Linked DNA regions of Homo sapiens: region 1 is linked to region 2. The links are chromatin contacts, found by Hi-C or POLR2A ChIA-PET in ENCODE. All regions are on one chromosome and are shown on one strand. Each heading gives the region's core, a stretch centred on a gene start or an enhancer-like site at or near the end of the contact. The rest is flanking DNA. Distances are from core to core; before and after follow the strand shown.

Region 1 (6,922 bases), core at 2,557-5,056, 430 kb before region 2:
CTGCAGCCACATGAAGAAAGACATGTTTGCTTCCTCTTCCACCATGACTGTAAGTTTCCTGAGGCCTCCCCAGCATTGAGTCAGTTAAACCTCTTTCCTTTATACATTACCCAGTCTTTTCTTTTTTTTTTTTTTTTTTGAGACAGAGTCTCGCTCTGGCGCCAGGCTGGAGTGTAGCAGCGCGATCTCAGCTCACTGCAACCTCCGCCTCCCGGGTTCAAGTAATTATCTGCCTCAGCCTCCTGAGTAGCTGGGATTACAGGTACCTGCCACCACGCCCGGATGGCTAAATTTTTTTTTTTTTTTTTTTGAGACGGAGTTTTGTTCTTGTTGCCCCCAACTCTCCTGCCTCAGCCTCCCAAGTAGCTGGGATTACAGGCACGTGCCACCACGCCCAGCTAATTTTTGTATTTTTAGTAGAAACAAGATTTCGCCATGTTGGCCAGGCTGGATAGTAGCTGGGCTTTCTGCCTATGTGTTTGGTCTTCCCCAGTTTGGCTGCAGTGCCTAAATGCTGGAACCTGTTTTGTTCACAGGGTATAGCACAATAAGAAACCGACAAAAACAGCAGCTGATGACTCACTCCAACAACGCACAGCACCAGAAGGTAGGCTCCCGTGCGCCAAAGTGATGCATCCACACCTCAGACAGGAAGGCCCAGATCCAGGATGACCCACCCAGGCATTGCCCCCACTACTCCTCTGGCAGGGGATCAATGGGTCACCAGTGACGTCCAGGTCCCTACATCCAATGGACAGCTATGTGGCTTCTGTGCAGCACTCCTCCCAATGGCTCCCCATTGTCTTTGAAATAAAGAACAAATTTGGGCCGGGCGCGGTGGCTCACGCCTGTAATCCCAGCACTTTGGGAGGCCGAGGCAGGCGGATCACAAGGTCAGGAGATCCAGACCATCCTGGTTAACACGGTGAAACCCCATCTCTACTAAAAATACAAAAAATTAGCTGGGCTTGGTGGCGGGCGCCTGTAGTCCCAGCTACTCGGGAGGCTGAGGCAGGAGAATGGCGTGAACCCAGGAGGCGGAGATTGCAGTGAGCCGAGATCACGCCACTGCACTCCAGCCTGGGCAACAGAGCAAGACTCCGTCTCAAAAAAAAAAAGAAATAAAGAACAAATCTGAACAATGGCTCTGGAGGCTCTGCATGTACTGCCTACTTCTGCAATACCTCTTACCTCTTATCTCCTACTTTCTTGTGTTCTGTATTCCCACCTGTGTCCTCCTTTCAGTTCCTCAAATACACCTATTTTAGGACCTTTGAACACTGCTTCCTCCACTTGGAACTCTCTCCTCCCTGTCCTCCACCCCCAATCCCTTTGTCTAGTGAACTGCTACTCACTCCTTCAGATTTCAGTTCAAATGTCACTTGCTCAGGGATGTCTTCCTAGATCCTCCAATGTCCTTGCATTCTGCCTCCAAACCAGTCGTAAGAATTTGTAGCTGGACCCAGTGGCTCACGCCTCTAATCCCAGCACTTTCGGAGGCCAAGGCGGGCGAATCACCTGAGGTCAGGAGTTCAAGACCAGCCTGACCAACATAGAAAAACCCCCATCTCTACTACAAATACAAAATTAGCCAGGTGTGGTGGCACATGCCTGTAATCCCAGCTACTCGCAAGGCTGAGGCAGGAGAATCGCTTGAACCCGTGAGACAGAGGTTGCAGTGAGTCAAGATCGCACCAGTGCACTCCATTCTGGGTAACAAGGGGAAAACTCCGTCTCAAAAAAAAAAAAAAAATTGTAGGCCGGGCGCAGTGGCTCATCTGTAATCCCAGCACTTTGGGAAGCCAAGGCGGGTGGATCACAAGGTCAGGAGTTCTAGACCAGCCTGGACAATATGGTGAAACCTCGTCTCTACTAAAAATACAAAAATTAGCTAGGCATGGTGGTCCGCGCCTGTAGTCCCAGCTACTCCGGAGGCTGAGGCAGGAGAATTGCTTGAACCCGGGAGGTGGAGGTTGTAGTGAGCCAAGATCGCACCACTGCACTCCAGCCTGGGCGACAGAGCAAGACTCCATCTCAAAAAAAAAAAAATTTGTAATTATAGGCCAGGCATGGTGGCTCACGCCTGTAATCCCAGCACTTTGGGAGGCCGAAGCTGGTGGATCACGAGGTCAGGAGATGAAGACCATCCTGGCTAACACGGTGAAACCCTGTCTCTACTAAAAATACAAAAAATTACCCAGGAGGCTGAGGCAGGAGAATCACTTGAACCCAGGAGGCAGAGGCTGCAGTGAGCCGAGATTGCACCACTGCACTCCAGCCTGGATGACAGAGCTAAACTCAGTCTCAAAAAAAACACAAAACAAAAAACAAAAACAAACAAAAAAAAAAGATCTTCTAAAAGAAAGAAAGAAGAACTATTCTTTTTTTTTTTTTTTGGAGATGATGTCTGATGTCTCACTCTGTCACCCAGGCTGGAGTGCAGTGGCTTGATCTCGGCTCACTAAAACCTCCGCTTCCCGAGTAGCTGGGATTACAGGCCTGTGCCGCCACACCTGGCTAATTTTTGTATTTTTAGTAGGGATGGAGTTTCGCCATGGTAGCCAAGCTGGTCTGGAACTCCTGACCTCAGGTGATCCGCCCACCTCGGCCTCCAAAGTGCTGAAATTACAGGCGTGAGAGCCACCGCACCTGGCCCGACGAGCTTTTTTTTTTTTTTTGGAGACACAGTCTCGCTCTGTCACCCAGGCTGGAGTACAGTGGCGTGATCTCGGCTCACTACAACCTCTGCCTCCCTGGTTCAAGCAATTCTCCTGCCTCAGCCTCCCGAGTAGCTAGGACTACAGGCATACGCCGCCATGCCCAGCTAATTTTTTGTATTTTTAGTAGAGACGAGGTTTCACCGTGTTGCCCAGGCTGGCCTCGAACTCCTGAGCTCAGGCAATCCAGGTGCCTCGGCCTCCCAAAGTGCTAGGATTACAGGCGTGAGCCACCGCGCCCGGCCACGAATAGCACTGTACTATGCCTGAGACACAGCTAAGTGCTTTATATGGATTACTTCACTATATTCTCAATAATAAGATATTATTATGTATTTCGTCTATTTCACAGGCAAGGAAATCAAACCTCAGAGGCTAAATGTTCCATGACTTCTCCAAGATCATGAAGTAAGCACTGAGTAAGTAGGGAGGGGGAGCAAGGACTCAACCCCTTGCTCCTAATCTTTACTCTATACCGCATTCAGGAGCCGCCAGCTGTATGGGGAACAAGGCCTGGATCCCACCCCAAAGACATGGATTGGAGACCCACCCCTTGGTGACCCTAGACCCGCCAATAGATCGTTGTGAAGCTGCAGTTTCCCTATCTGTAAAATGGGAGCATTTAGTCCACCAGCGCGAAAGGCACGGAGGGAGTTTCCCTATTATATGACCGTACACGAAATCTAGACTGTGACCAAAGTCTCCCGCTCCTCAGCCTCCTCTCCTCCGCATCCTCAGCCACTAGTCACGCTGGAGAGGAGGCGTGGGAACTGACCTCCGCGGGCCGGGCCTCGGCAACGCGCATCCTCCCACCCGGCCTAGCCCAGCCCAGATCGGGGAGGGGGTGCGCGGGGGGAGGAGGTCAGGGGTCACTGAACTTGGGTCACGTGGTCAGCCAAGGGGGCGGGCCCTCGCGGTGCGGGCTCCAAGACTGGTGAGTAAGCAGTCGGCGTCGGGAATGGGGAGTCCTTGGACCAGAGCAAGGCCTGCTCACCTGAAGACCCCGGCGTGGCGAAGGCTGCTACCGAGACGACGGCGGCGGGGGCGGTGGCGGCGGCGCCCACTCACGAGCTCACACTCATTCCCTCTCCCGGGGCCCCGGCCCCGCCCTCCCCAATACAGCCAGTCGGCGGGCGCCTTGGAAAGTTTCCGGCCCTCCAGGAGGCTTCCTGGCTCTTGATTGGCCAGTGTGAACAGACTGTAGAGACCGGCGGTCACGTGACGCTGAAGATTCCCGCTTCTTAAAGCAACCTCTCTTGCTACGTTTGCGAGTAGGTGTGTATTGTTTTAACACACGTTTAATAAGCATATTTTATTTTTTTTACCACCACAATAGTAACGAGGAAATAAACAGTCTCAAAGACAGCGTCTTGATTTTCTTTGTCTTGTTTGCTCGCGAGTTTCTGAGCACCCGCATTTTCGCGACTGCAGCAAAGCTTTAGATTTTGGTGTCTGGCTTAGTTTTCCTGCCCGGCCTACCTCCCCAACATCACATGCCACTTCCCCTTCCTGAAGGGATAGATGGGGCTCTCGGTAGGTGTTCTCGGCAGGCAGAAGGGACTTCTGACCCGGCCGAACATCCCGTGCAAGCTCCGGACTCCAGGGTTCTGCTCTTTCTGCACCTACTTCGCATTCTCCCCACGCCTGTGAACCAAATACAAGCCCTGGCCTACCTCGCCTTGCATGACCGTTGGACACGCACACTGACAGCTCTCTTTCTCCAACTCCCACTGCAATAGCAGCTACTTGGGCAGTTCTTAATTGATAAGCAGTGGGCTTAGTGAGTAAAGGATGGTATTTGGAATCAGACCGACCTGGGTTAAAATTCTGACACTGCCTTTGGGCAAATTACCTAATATGGAGTAATAATGCGCACTTCACAGGGTTGTTGTAAATTAATGTCTGTGAGAGTCCCTGGCAGAGTTGGAGGTTAAACTTCTTTCCCGGCCGGGCGCGGTGGCTCACGCCTGTAATCCCAACATTTTGAGAGGCCGAGGCGGGGGATCACCTGGGGTCGGGAGTTCAAGACCAGCCTGATCAACATGGAGAAAAATCCATCTCAACTAAAAATACAAAATTAGCCGGGTGTGTTGGCACATGCCTGTAATCGCAGCTACTCGGGAGGCTGAGGCAGGAGAATTGCTTGAACCCGGGAGGCGGAGGTTGTGGTGAGCCGAGATCGCGCCACTGCACTCCAACCTGGCCAACAAGAGTGAATCTCCGTCTCAAAAAAAAAAGAGAGAAACTTTCTTTCCCTCACATGTCACAAGGCATACAGTGAATTCCTTTAAGTTCACCCAAGATGGGGTAGTTTGCACTGAGTGAACTGTGGGAACATTCTGCAAGGGAGCATGAATGTACACATTTTTTCTCTTTCCCCCTCTCAGGGTTAGATGCTGCTGCCGCTGGAAAAGAAAATCCCCTGGGACCCGAGCTGGCAAAGCCAGATGGATGCGACTGTGGTTGCCATGGCAACCCCACCTAAGGAGAATGTGACCCTGCTGAGTCTCTTCCACTCATATTCAGAACCATATTAGAAGTGGTTTCAAGTGTCTGCCCACCTGTGCGTTAAGGGAAAGAGAGAGGGCGCTCTCCTCTAAGGTCTGACTGAGCCTGAAGTCAGCTTAGCCAGACCTGGGCAGCTGGCTGACCTCCTTGCTTAGGTTTACTGTTCTGGACAGCCATCAGCAACCTTGGAGACACTAGAAGATGGGAGGGAGACCGGGACTGCCCGGGACCTATTAGATGTAGTGAACCTGTATCCAACCTGTCTGGAGCTCATTTGCTCCCAATCTGAGTGGAGGCAGGAACCAGGGAAGGCAGTAGTGAGACCTCCATGGCCACAGATGGGAGAAAGGTGGCTCGCTCCACACACCCAATGCCTGGCAAGAACTATGATGGCTTTGGTGTCAGACTTTTTTTCTTTTTTCCTTTTTTTGAGACGGAGTAACACCCTGTTGCCCAGGCTGGAGTGCAGTGGCGCAATCTTGGCTCACTACAACCTCCACCTCCCAGGTTCAAATGATTCTCCTGCCTCAACCTCCCAAGTAGCTGGGATTACAGGCACTTGCCACTACCACCAGCTAATTTTTGTGTTTTTAGTAGAGACAGGGTTTTCACCATGTTGGCTAGGCTGGTCTCCAACTCCTGACCTTGTGATCCACCCGCCTCTGCCTCCCAAAGTGCTGGGATTACAGGCATGAGCCACTGTGCCTGGTCAAAGTCAGACTGTTTTTATTCATTTATTTTTATTTTTATTTATTTTTTGAAACTGAGTCTCGCTCTGTCGCCCAGGTTGGAGTGCAGTGGCGTGATAGCTCACTGCAACCTCTGCCCTCCCAGTTTCAAGTGATTCTCCTGCCTTAGCCTCTGGAGGAGCTGGGATTACAGGTGTCCGACACCATGCCTGGCTAAGTGCTGTAAGTTTTGTATTTTTAGTAAAGATGGGGTTTCGCCATGTTGGCCAGGCTGGTCTTCAACTCCTGACCTTGTGATCCGCCCGCCTCAGCTTCCCGAAGTGCTGGGATTACAGGCATGAGCCACCATGCCCGGCCAATTTTTTTTTTTTTTTTTTTTTGAGACAGAGTCCTTGCTCTGTTGCTAAGGCTAGAATGCAGTGGAGCAATCTCAGCTTACTGCAACCTCCACCTCCCCGGTTCAAGCGATTCTTGTGCCTCAGCCTCCTGAGTAGCTGGGATTACAGGCACGCACCACCATACCTGGCTAATTGTCGTATTTTTAGTAGAGACTGGGTTTTGCCATGTTGGCTAGGCTGTTCTCAAACTCCTGACCTCAAGTGATCCGCGCACCTCGGCCTCTCAAAGTGCTGGGATTACAGGCATGAGCCACCACAACAAGCCCAGACTGTTTTTAAAAAATCACAGCTCACCAGCTGTGTGACCTTAGGCATATTAGTTCACCTGTCTGACCTGTCTCATCAACTATAAAGCGGGATAACGAAATCTACTCCATGGAACTGTTGTGAAGATTCAGAAAAGTGTGTAAAGGATTTAGCATGTTGCCAAGCACATGGTACTCTATTAGCCTGTGACCGCTTTAGGAGGCTGTAACTTTCAGAATCCCTTAGTACCAACCTTAAAAGCTCAGAAGAGGCGGGGCGCGGCGGCTCATGCCTGTAATCCCAGCACTTTGGGAGGCCGAGGCGGGCAGATCACCTGAGGTCAGGAGTTTGAGACCAGCCTGAT
Region 2 (7,221 bases), core at 807-3,306:
AATGATTAGTATTCCAAAAAAGGGTGGACTGAGTGAAAGAAGCGAAACACAAAGGAATACACTCTGCACTCCAAAGTTAACCTGAAAACTTTGGAACCTTGTCGGGGGAGGTAGGACATGCCTCATTATTCCCTCCTCCCTTTTGGAATTCAGGCCCAGCTGACCAGCACTAACATTAAAACAGATCTTAAGACTGACAAAGCAGACTTTGTAGCAATAAGATACCAAATTCCAGCGGGACTCTAGTATGACATCACATGACAGATAGCAAGCCCTGAAAGTGAAGTATTTTACCCCAAATTACGTTTCTTCGCCATATCTTGAAATAGTCCTGCAAAGCTAAAGCTATCTCTTGTGGGGAAAATCTACATTCTGAAGAGAATCCCCTTCCTTTTCTAGGCCTTTTTCCTGATTCAGGAGAGAATCAACTCTGATAAGAAACATTTACAATTTATTCTCTCAATAGACTGCTACCTGGAGACTTCCTCTGCCTAAGGGAAATCTTGGTCTCCTCAACCTCTTATCTTAATGCAGACATTCCCTTCTTTTTTCAGTTTTTTTTTTTTTTTTTGAGATAGTCTCGCTCTGTCGCCCAGGCTGGAGTGATCTCGGCTCACTGCAACCTCTGCCTCTCAGGTTCAAGCTATTCTCCTGCCTCGGCCTCCCGAGTAGCTGGGGTTACAGGCTCCTAGCACCACGCCTGGCTTTTTTTTTTTTTCTTTTGTATTTTTAGTAGAGGTGGCTTTTCACCTGTTAGCCAGGCTGGTCTCGAACTCCTGACCTCAGGTGATCCACCCGCCTTGGCCTCCCAAAGTGCTGGGATTACAGGCGTGAGCCACCGTGCTAAACCGCCTTCTATTAATTCTATCTGCAGCCACAAGTCCTTATATAATCCAGACATTCCCTTCTGTGGATTCCAGGTGTTTGGACAAAACTTTAAATCAATTGTTCATCAGAAAATCTTTGAATCTTAACTATGACCTGGAAACCACTCCCCCTCCCCCAGTAGTCTCACCTCTCCAGATGGAACCAATGTATGTCTTGTATGTACTGATTGACATCTTATGTCTCTCCAGAAGCACACATTCTCAGGATTTCCCAAGAGCTGTATCAGAGGCCATTGGTCACTCATATTTGCCTCAGTATAAATCTCTACAAATATTTTAGCGTTTGACTCTTTTCAGCACAGGTAGAAAAATTAAATATTGTTTCTTTTTTACATACTTAGTTTCACCCCAAAGCTCATTAGATTCCCTAACACTATGTAGGTTCTATTTATTCTGAAGAAGGAGCTTGACCTGACTCACATTATTTACTAGCTGAAAGGCACATTTACCTGCGTTGAACTCGGGATCGTCTTCCAGGGCGACGACAGCTCCCTCTACGGCATCCACGGCGCTCCCGCCCTCCCGGAGGATGCCGTAGCCCACGGTGGCGGCTCTGACCATGCCCTGGTGCACTCGCTCCTTCCGATCCTTGGAGATGGGACCGGCTCCGCCGCCGTGGACCACTACGATGGGATTCATGTCGGCGGATCCTAGGCAGCAGGAAGGCGAAAGCGTCGTCCAAAGCCAGCCCAAGGAAGCCGCGCGGGTACAAGGTCCTCGGGAGACCCTGTGGGGACAATGCCCAGTCTCTGTTCTGAACGGCTGGGTTCGCAGCTGGGGGTGGGTAGGGGCGGCTCGGTCGAGCTTGGTACGAAAAGCCCAGGGGCCCGGCGCCCTCCCGCGTTCCTCTCCGCCCCCGGCCCGGACCTGCTGGGGGTCTCAGTTTCCCCGGGGACGTTAACCCGCGCCCACCGCCGCCCGCCTCCAAGCCCCGGCGCCGAAGGAGGATGTCTATTTCGCCTTCGGGAAAATGTCTATTTTCGTTTATTTCATTCGCCCTCCCGCGTCTCGGGCGGCTGCTCCGGGAGGGCCGCCGACTTACCCAGGGCACCGCAGGACGCGGACGCCGAGACCTCAAGCTGGGTCGAGCCAGCCCCGCAGCCGCCCGGTACCGCCGCTCCCCGACGCCGGCTCGAAACCGCTCAGCCCGCAACCGCTCTGGTCACAACGGTTCTGCGCCTGCGCACGAGGGCGGGACCGCCGCACGGCCCAGTTCCCATAAAGCCCCGAAGGCCGGCTGGCGCGCACCTGTCTCACTCCTCTCAAGAGTCTACGCTCTTGGCCGGCCCGAGCTTCCTGGTGGCACGCGGGGAACCTCCTGCTCCTGACCAGGCTAGGGGCTGGGTGGTTGGGTTGGTGGCGAGAAGCGTGAAGTGGCATGCCACGATTTTGTAATTGCAGATTGAAAAGCAACGCTAGGCTGTGCGCAGTGGCTCATGCCTTGTAATCCCAGCACTTTGAGAGGCCGAGGCGGACGGATCACCTGAGGTCGGGAGTTCGAGACCAGCCTGACCAACACGGAGAAACCCTGTCCCTACTAAAAACACAAAATTAGCTGGGCGTGGTGGCGCATGCCTGTAATCCCAGCTACTCTGGAGGCTAAGGCACGAGAATCGTTTGAACCTGGGAGGCGGAGGTTGCGGTGAGTGGAAATCGCGCCATTGCACTCCAGCCTGGGCAACAAGAGTGAAACTCCGAATCAAAAGAAAAAAAAATTATACTGGGACAATGGGCATAAACAGGGACAGATCCAGGCAAACTGTGATTGATCTCCTGTGGATAGGAGAGTCCTTTCCCTTCTTGTTTACCCACAACTGATAACATATTTTACCACTCTTGGGAATTCCCTTTACTCCTGTTTTACCTTCGTTTCCTGCCTTAAGGCCCAGTTTAAATGAACCCCTCCTGCAAAGCCTTCTCCCTGGCACCCCACTAAGGATCAGTCATTCCCTTTCTAGTGACCTATTGTTAGAGATTACCACAAATTTATTGGCTTCAAACAACACACATTATCTTACAGTTCTGGTGGTCAGAAATTCAAACTGGGTCTGCAGGGTTGAGTTCCTTCGGGAAGCTCCAGAAGAGAATCTGTCTTTTCTTGCTTCTACAAGCTGCCTGTATCCTTGGCTCATGGCCTCATCCTCCATTGCCAAAGCCAACAGCCTAGCATCTTTAACTCTCTCTCCCTCTGGCCTGTTTCTGCTGCTACGTCACTTCTCTCTCTGTCACCATCATCACGATTTTCTTTTCTGACTCTGACTCTCCTGCCTCCTTCTTAAAGGAAGTCCCTTGGGATGACATTGGGCCCACCCAGATAACCCAGGATAATCTCCCTTTCTTACAATTTCTATTCTCATCTGCAAAGTCCCTTTTGCCATGTGAGGAGTGTTCACAGGTGGAGATTCGGATGTGACACCTTTGAGGGCCGTTATTCTGTCTCCCACACTCACCTCTTGGAAGAGGGTTATTTTAGCACGTCTCAACTGGTCGTGAGCCTAGTTGTGTCATCATAATACAGCTCACCATCATTTGGTTTCAGCTATTTATAGGAACCTGAACCCTACCCTATGCCTAGCCCTAACTCAAACCCCATCTCTACTGTTTTTCCTGATTGATCTGGAATTCAGTGATCTGGCTGAGGCTGGGGAAGGTGGCTGGTGGCCCAAGCAGGTAGAATGTTGGTTTCCATTTGATCCTCCCATCTCAGCCTCATGCGTTTATCTACTTCTCTGATGGGCTTCGTATTCCCCATCCCAATCCAAAGTCTCTTAGATAAATTCTCTAGAAAATAAACTTCTGGTCTTTGAGGAGGAAAGAGGAAGCATCTTTTTGTCCGGCTCTGTGGGATAGGAGAAGGAATCTGGCTAACTCCTCTGTAGACGATGTTCCATCAACAATCATTTTATGGATTAAGGATTGTATTCAACTGTCCCTGACGAAACGTGACCACAGTGGTTTAACCAGATAACTGTTGATTTGAAAACAACAATAACAACAACAACAACAACAACAACAACAAGACATCTAGTGGTTGCTGCCCAGGCTGGTGCAGCAGCTCCAAGGTGACACAGATGTCCCATCTCCTTCTCTTCCCTTCAGCATGTGGCTTTCACATTTATGGTGCTCCTAGGCACCTTGATCACTATTGGGGCAGAAGGAATGGGGAAGGGCAAAGGGAAGAAGGCTTTTGCCAGCTCCCCTTTGTTCCTTTAATTCAGGAAAGCTCTCTAGCTTTCCTAGAAGTCCTCCAAGTGGACTTTTATTGGCCAGAACTGGATTGGGGGGCTGCCCCTAGTGGCAAGAGAGTCTGAGTTTTTATTTTAGCAGGGTACATCATGGCCCTGGATAAAATCAAGGTCTCTTGGCAAGAAGGAAGGGTGACAGGCTATTGGAGAGACAACTGGGAACACCTGCCACTCCTGCCTCCCCATCTTTGAGATTCCTGTGTGTCTAAGCCCTGAGTCTCTCAAGCGTTCTCCAGAACAAATGGATTCACCTCTCAAGTAGATTACAACTTCCTTTAATCTGCCATTTGTTATTCATCTTCCAAAGTGACCTTTTTTACCTGCCATTGTCATCTCTCCCATTCTTCCTGTCTTTGTGGGTAGTATTCTTTTTAAGATTGTTTACTATCATTTTAGAGGGATTTTTGAAGGGAGGAGTAACCCATTTGTGTGACTGGGGAGGTTGACTAGAGCCCCAAGGAAGTGATTCTAACTACAGTGGCTCTGGATGTTCTAGGAGGAGGAGGGTTGGGTTAGGGAATGCCAGAGTTGGGGAGAGGAGGTGGGACCAGAAAAGGAGGGACTGGGCAGGGACTGGGCATTTCTGGGTCAGAAATGAAGGAGGCATATTAGAGAGATTGACGAAGAAGAAATGGGGGTGGGAGGGAGGAAGAGAAGAAAAAAAGAAAGAAGCAACTAACATTTCCTTCCTTTCCTTCCCTTCCTTCCCTTTCTTTCCTTTCTTTCTTTCTTCTTTGAGACGGAGTCTCGCTCTGTTGCCCAGGCTGGAGTATAGTGGTGCGATCTTGGCTGACTATAATCTCCATCTCCCGAGGCTCAGACATGATTCTCCTGCTTCAGCCACCCAAGTATCTGGGATTACAGGCATGCACCACCACGCCCAGCTAATTTTTGTATTTTTAGTAGGGATGGGATTTCAACATCTTGGCTACGCTGGTCTCGAACTCCTGACCTCAAGCGATTTGCCCACCTTGGCCTCCCAAAGTGCTGGGATTACAGGTGTGAGCCACTACACCTGGCCGCAACTAACATTTTCTGAAGGTCCACTGGGGAACTGGCAGGCTGCCTTTACTACGTTCTTACTGCCTAGCAACTTCCCATCCCCACCAGTCTCAGCTACATGAGGAAAAGGCTTTTGGCTGACCCCACTGGGGGCAGGATGGGAATCTGTGAGACTCCCTCCAAATTCTAGAATGTGTAACAGTATCTTGAGCCTGCCACCTTCCTATCTTGAGCTTCGCTTTCAAACAAGAAGCGGGACACATACGTTTCAACTCTGAGATCCCTGAGCTTATTTAGGAGATTTAGTACCCATGAATTTGTTCAGGAACGGGGCCTGAGGCTGTTTTTAGGAAGCCCACATCAGCATTTTGTGCAATAGCACTTCTTTCTAACTTTCTTCTCCTCTCTGACCACAGAATTGTAATTCAGTTAGTGATATGGGATGGGGGCAGGGAAGTGCTGGGTAGAGAAGGGCATGGTCCCTGGCTAGGGCTCCACCCCTGGGCCTGTGCCCATGGACCTAGGTGAGGACAGGCACTCCTGCCTTCAGGCCTAAATGTTGCATTTTCCAAGACCACTCTGGCCCACCACGCCCCCATCCTGTGCCCATAAAAACCTCGAGACCCAGCCGCGCGCGGTGGCTCAAGTCTGAAATCCCAGCACTTTGGGAGGCCGAGGCGGGTGGATCATGAGGTCAGGAGATCGAGACCATCCTGGCTACCACGGTGAAACTCTGTCTCTACTAAAAAGACAAAAAATTAGCCGGGGGTGGTGGCACGTGCCTGTAATCCCAGCTATTCAAGAGGCTGAGGCAGGAGGATGCTTGAACCCGGGAGGTGGAGGTTGCAGTGAGCTGAGATCATGCCAATGCACTCCAGCCTGAATGACAGAGCGAGACTCCATCTCAAAAACAAAACAAAACAAAACAAAACAAAACAAAACAAAAAAACACCTCAAGATCTTAGGGGGCAGGCACACAAGCGGCTGGACGCCGAGAGGAGCACGTTGGTGGAAGAGCACACTGACAGGTGCCAACAGATGCCGGCAGGCCATCGAGCAGTGGAGCCATGGTGGAGTTTGGCCGGGGCAGTCGGAGGAGAGCCTGGCCACTGGGCAGCCCGGCTCGGCAGGGAAAACCACCTTTCCACTCCATCCCCCTTCTGGCCTCGCTGAGAGCTACTCCTCAGTAAAAAACCTTGCACTCATTCTCTAAGCCCATGTGTGATCCGATACTTCTGGTACACCAAGGCAGGAACCCAGGGATACAGAAAGCCCTCTGTCCTTGTGATAAGGCAGAAGGTCTAATAGAGGTGATTAACACAAGCTGCCTGTGGATGGCAAAACTAAAAGAGCACCCTGTAACACACGCCCACTGGGGCTTCGGGAGCTGTAAGCATTCACCCCAGGTGCTGCCGAGGGGTCAGAGCCCCACAATCTGCCCATCTGTATGCTTCCCCTGGAGGTTTGAGCAGTGGGGCACTGATGAAGCGAGCCACTCCCCCTGTTGCATGCCCTGCAAGGGGGATAAGGAACTTTTCCCGTTTCATTAGGGTGGAACATGTATGGGTGCTTGAATTTGGATTCCTATAAATATTTTGATTTATATCTGGGCTGTCTCTTTTAAACTCAAAATCAATGGCTGGACATAGTGGTTCATGCCTGTAATCCCAGCACTTTGGGAAACAGAGGCAGGTGGATTTCCTGACCTCAGGAGTTCAAGACCAGCCTGGGCAACCTGGCAAAACCCCATCTCTACCAAAAACACAAAAAAATTAGCCGGACGTGGTGGCATACACCTGTAATTCCAGCTATTCAGGAGGCTGAGGTGGGAGGATTGCTTGAGTCTGGGAGGTAGAGGTTGCATGAGCTGAGATCACACCACTGGGCTCCAACCTGGGTGACAGAGTTGGACCCTGTCTCAAAAACAAAACAAAACAAAAAAACCACACACACAAAACTGAAGTCTGGAAGTCTCATTGGGAGGAGAGTCATGATATGAAGAGAAATACAGGAGAGAGGAAAAGCACATAATTTTATTCCATTGCATATAGTTAAAAAATGAAATGGCACAAAATAATTTAAAATGA

What was found. Hi-C counts contacts between places; a loop is a spot of excess contacts on that map. ChIA-PET counts read pairs that join two places held with the same protein, here RNA polymerase II (POLR2A). Pooled maps may share reads with other maps.
Region 1: a loop to region 2 is called in a pooled map, with 4 times the contacts of the local background. The contact joins the promoter of TAF6L here to the promoter of ASRGL1 in region 2. A Hi-C loop is called at or near these places in 3 of 50 pooled maps. POLR2A ChIA-PET finds 5 or more read pairs at or near these places in 2 of 52 experiments (A673 and GM12878).

The regions. Positions count from the first base shown.
Region 1 is chr11:62,768,280-62,775,201 of GRCh38, reverse strand. It overlaps TAF6L (TATA-box binding protein associated factor 6 like), which reads right to left and starts at 3,806. Exons shown (of 11, transcript NM_006473.4): 1 at 3,712-3,806. It also overlaps a transcript of TMEM223 not described here. RefSeq lists enhancers at 3,217-3,356, 5,519-5,568 and a silencer at 3,547-3,956.
Region 2 is chr11:62,332,283-62,339,503 of GRCh38, reverse strand. ASRGL1 (asparaginase and isoaspartyl peptidase 1) reads right to left here and starts at 2,056. Exons shown (of 7, transcript NM_001083926.2): 1 at 1,930-2,056; 2 at 1,337-1,614. The coding sequence starts at 1,526. RefSeq lists an enhancer at 1,476-2,145.